Linked DNA regions of Homo sapiens: region 1 is linked to region 2. Evidence: read pairs that join two places in POLR2A ChIA-PET (ENCODE). Cell type or tissue: A673. All regions are shown on one strand. Region 1 overlaps TRAF3IP2 (TRAF3 interacting protein 2). Region 2 overlaps GTF3C6 (general transcription factor IIIC subunit 6).

Region 1 (2,500 bases), 630 kb before region 2:
CGCTTGAACCCGGGAGGCAGAGGTTGCAGTGAGCCGAGATTGTGCCACTGCACTCCAACCTGGGTGACAGAGCAAGACTCCGTCTCAGAAAAAACAGAAAAATTAGGCATGATGGCGTGCGCCTGTAGTCCTAGCTACTTGGGAGACTGAGGTGGGAGGATCACTTGAGCCCAGGAGTTTGAGGCTGCAGTGAACCATGATCTAGGTACTGCTCTCCAGCCTGGGTGACAGAGCAAGACCCCCGTATCACAAAGAAAAAGAAAAGAGAAAATTGCACCCTTAGGAAGTTTATATTCTGGGAGAAGGGAGAGGCAATGAGCAAATAAGAGATTATTAGATATTTGTGTATATCATATACATTTGGGTAATATATAAGACAGTAATAACTGCTGGATAAGAAGGTAAAGCAGGGAAGGGAGATGGGAATGAGAGGAGAGTGTAAACATTTTAGGGAGTGCGACCAGGGAGACCTCCCTGAGGTGACAGCCAAGGAAAGACCTGAAGGAGAAAGGAAGCCAGCCATGCAGCTGTGTGGGGGAAGGGTGTTCCATGAAGAGGGAGCGACAAGCACGAAGGCCCTGGGACGCCGGTCGTGGGTTTTCTGCATGTTACTTAGTTTCCTCTCTTAGGCTGGATCACAGCAACTTGAAGGTAGGAAGAATGTTTTCTGTGTCTTCAGAAATTACTGTGATTATCTCTCACTGCATACCTCCTTTTTTTTTTTTTTTTTGAGACAGAGTCTCGCTGTGTCACCCAGGCTGGAGTGCAGTGGCACGATCTCGGCTCACCGCAACCTCCGCCTCCCGGGTTCAAGCAATTCTCCTGCCTCAGCCTCTGGAGTAGCTGGGATTACAGGTGCCTGCCATCATGCCCGGCTAATTTTTGTATTTTTAGTAGAGGCGGGGTTTCACCATGTTGGCCAGGCTGGTCTCGAACTCCTGACTTTGCGATCTGCCCGCCTTGGCCTCCCAAAGTGCTGGGATTACAGGCGTGAGTCACGGCGCCCGGCATGCATACCCTTTGGTACCTCTTGAAGTTTGTATCACTTGTGGTTATTTAAAAAGTAATAAAACTATTTCAGTTGGGCGTATAGTCAGAAGGGGGATACACAGCATTGAGTTGGACACATAGTTGAGTTCTGTAATTATCTGCTGTTTTGAGTATTTGATAGTGACATGTTTGAAACACCAGGGTCCATTTTGTTTTTTAAAGATTATTAATTCCATAGTTTTATTAGAAGTTGTTTCTTGCCATGCCAGGTTTATTTACTAAATACTCAAAAGCCATGTGTTCCTTTTCAGACCAGTTTATTTTATTTTCTTTTGAGACAGAGTTTCGCTCCTGTTGCCCAGGCTGGGGTACAACAGTTGTGATCTCAGCTCACTGCAACCTCCGCCTCCCAGGCTTAATCGATTCTTCAGCCTCAGTCTCCCAAGTAGCCGGGGTTACAGGTGCCTGCCACCATACCCAGCTAATTTTTGTACTTTTAGTAGAGACAGGGTTTCACCATGTTGGCCAGGCTAGTCTTGAACTCCTGACCTCAGGTGATCCACCCACCTTGGCCTTCCAAAGTGTTGGGACTATAGGCATTAGCCACCGCGCCTGGCCAGACCAGTTTTTTAAAAAATTATTTTTATTTTTTGAGACAGGTTCTTGCTCTGTCACTCAGGCTGGAGTGCCATGGCACGATCTCGGCTCACTGCAGGCTGGACACCTCCAGGGCTCAAGTGACCTCTCACCTCAGCCTCCCAAGTAGCTGGGACTACAGGCTCACGCCACCGCACCTGGCTAATTTGTTTAATTTTTTGTAGAGACAGGGTCTCATTATATTGCCAAGGCTGGTCTTGAACTCTTGGGGTCAAGTAATCCTCCTGCCTCAGCCTGCAAAGTGCTGGGGTTACAGGTGTGAGCCACCACGCCCAGCCCCAGAGCAGTTTTAACTGAAGAATTCCCACCAGAGGATGACCTCAGATTTCCAGTTTATGTGAGATGACTGCCCTCATCACTTTTTTTAAAGCCTCCTCCAAGCCCCCAGATGGCTCCTCAGCTAGAAGAGTAGAATTTGCAACTTTTTTTTTCTTTAGGTAGAAAAGCGCTTCTAAGGTACTCACACTGGAAAACCCAGTGAGAATGGAAATAGTTGTACCTGAAGAGTGAGGATTGAAAGCAAATCCCATGGCAATAAAGAGAGGACAGGAATTAGTCCTCCTGCCACTCAGCTCACTTTTTGCATCTCTTTGCCTCCCATTCAGCTGTGTGCCCACAAGTGCATGTAGACGATGACACAACAGTCAGCCAGGCCTTGAAAAAATATTTTCGTTTTCTGACCGGCTGAAGAGCATGTTGTGTGGCACATCCAATTTCATAACTGTGGAAAAATTGCAAGAAAGAAAGGGAAAAAATGGTGAGCATTTTTTTTTTTTTTGGAGATGGAGTCTCGCTCTTGTCGCTGAGGCTGGAATGCAGTGGCGCAATCTCAGCTCACTGCAACCTCCACCTC
Region 2 (2,500 bases):
AGGAGAGTTCTTGTCATGCTGAGCTTCTTCATTGTATGGCATTTATATTTTAGCACTGTTTTATTATTGCCTTCTGTATCAGCTGGAACAGAAATGAACAACATTATTATACTTCTTATGCCATCAAATAAAACAAAGATGAAGCCTTAGTAATTCCAGTGTAGGGAGTCAGATTAAACTACTTCCTGTCAAGATAGTGTAGTAAATTCAAGGTATAACTCATCCCTCCTGCTCCAAGCATAGAAAAATGATAGATAAAATACATTAACAGGCTGGGCACGGTGGCTCACACCTGTAATCCCTGCACTTTGGGAGGCCGAGGCGAGTGGTTCACCTGAGGTCGGGAGTTTGAGACCAGCCTGGCCAACATGATGAAATCCCGTCTCTACTAAAGATACAAAAAATTCGCTGGGCATGGTGGCACACGCCTGTAATCCCAGCTACTCGGGAGGCTGAGACAGGAGAAATGCTTGAACCCAGGAGGCGGAGGTTGCAGTGAGCAGAGATTGTGCCACTGCACTCCAGCCTGGGCAACAAAAGCAAAACTGTCTCAAGAAAAAAAAAAAAATACGTTAACAGTTGAAAGCACAACTGGATTCAAAAGTAACAAACATCTTCAAGGGACAGAAACACAGAGTTATGAGTGAGATTAAACCCATAGGTCTAACAGGCTTCATCCTTGAAATGGAAATTGGGGCCAGGAATTTTACCCTACAGCGTATTGGGATCTAAAATTCTACCAATCAAATTAAGGACCAAAGTCAGACTTACTACCTGAAGCCAAAGTATGGAGTAGGGACATTCTCAATCATGAAAGCCTGAGGAAAAAAATTGCTGCCAACCTGCTGCCTGGAGTTGAAACTTTCAGAAAACTGTATGCCTAGGCAGGACGGAGGATAAGGCCCTTGAGCCAAGGATATGAAGCACAGACACTTCCATACATTGCTACTGTGAGTATAAATTGATACCATACTTTAGAAAGTAGGCTGCTCTGCCTATGAAGTAGCCCTTCTTTTATTCCTTGGCCAGGAGTGGTGGCTCACACCTGTAATCCCAGCACTTTGAGAGGCCGAGGCAGGCAGATCACTTGAGGTCAGGAGTTTGAGATCAGCCTGGCCAACATGGCGAAACCCTGTCTCTACCAAAAATAGAAAAATTACCTAGGCGTGGTGGCAGGCGCCTGTAATCCCAGCTACTCGGGAGGCTGAGGCAGGAGAACTGCTTGAACCTGGGAGGTGGAGGTTGCAGTGAGCCAAGATTGCACCACTGCACTCCAGCCTGGGTGACAGAGTGAGACTCTGTCTCAAAAAAAAAAAGAATTCAGGAGAGTGATCATCTCTGAAGACAGAGGGAAAGAAGTAAGTTTGGAAAGGGGGATAGAAGGACTTCAAATGTATCTGGAATGGGTTCTTTTGTTTGTTTTTGAGACACAGTTTATCTAGCTCTGTTGCCCAGGCTGAAGTGCACTGGTGCGATCTCGGCTCACTGCAACCTCCACCTCCCAGGTTCAAGCAATTCTCGTGCCTCAGTCTCCCGAGTAGCTGGGAGGCACATGCCACCATACCCAGCTAATTTTTGTATTTTTAGTATAAATGAGGTTTTGCCATGTTGGCCAGGCTGGTCTCGAACTCCTGGCCTCAAGTAACCTGCCTGCCTTGGCCTCCCAAAGTGCTGGGATTACAGGATTGAGCCACCTGGCCCAGCCTGGCATTTTTTTTTTTTAACTATAATCTGAGTCACGTTTGGGAAAATGATAGGATATGATACAGCTAGACAGTGGATACATGAGATATTTATTATGCTTAAGTATGATTGAAATAGTTCGTATTAAAAAGGGCTGGGCTAGCAATCACTTACCATGTTCAACATTTTCTTCAAATATAACACAGGTCCCTAGAGTGTCTGCAGAAAAATACAAAGGCAAATTGTTGAGAAGAGCTACCATCTCTGAAAAGCCCATATCAGAAAGAGTTCCATCTATCTGACATCCTCCTACCTTCATACTCCCCAGCAAAGACACAGCTGTCCACTTGCAGAATGGGCCTCTCAGTGTCAATGCCCTACAACAGAATAAAGGATCATAAAAAAAAAACATAATTAGAAAAAGGCTTCAACATTGTAACCTTGCTACCAAGGAAACTAATCTCCAAAACTGGGGAACCTCTAGAGCATCTTGTCCTACCAAGTACAGGATAAACTACAACTGCTCTGATCACAGCAGTTACAACCTGAAGACTACTTAATTCATACTCAAGTAACAAGGTTTATTTCAATCAACATCCTGTTCAAGAGTAAGCTAAAAACAGAGGAAGTTTTGTCAACAGTAGTGCAAAGAGTCTATCTGTCATCTATTTATTTTTTGAGACAGTGTCTAGCTCTGTCACCCAGGCTGGAATGCAGTGGCATGATCATGTTCAGGCAATCCTCCCACCTCAGCCTCCTGAGCAGCAGGGACCACAGGCGCATGCCACCATCCCCAGCTAATTTATTATTATTATTA

What was found. Peaks named below come from ENCODE experiments on the same cell type or tissue, not always from the same donor. Only the 100,000 strongest peaks of a DNase experiment are listed, where the experiment ranks them.
Region 1: POLR2A ChIA-PET joins it to region 2 with 5 read pairs; 4 of 35 experiments call an interaction of 5 or more read pairs at or near these places.

Annotation. Positions count from the first base shown.
Region 1 is chr6:111,594,058-111,596,557 of GRCh38, reverse strand. All of the region lies in intron 1 of TRAF3IP2 (TRAF3 interacting protein 2), which reads left to right. It also overlaps TRAF3IP2-AS1. Among named protein-coding and RNA genes, the nearest start is that of TRAF3IP2, 11 kb to the left of the region's middle. In A673, no CTCF peak of the experiment used is centred here; no DNase peak of the experiment used is centred here.
Region 2 is chr6:110,959,974-110,962,473 of GRCh38, reverse strand. GTF3C6 (general transcription factor IIIC subunit 6) reads right to left here. Exons shown (of 6, transcript NM_138408.4): 3 at 1,997-2,060; 4 at 1,858-1,902; 5 at 1-82. Among named protein-coding and RNA genes, the nearest start is that of GTF3C6, 2.5 kb to the right of the region's middle. In A673, no CTCF peak of the experiment used is centred here; no DNase peak of the experiment used is centred here.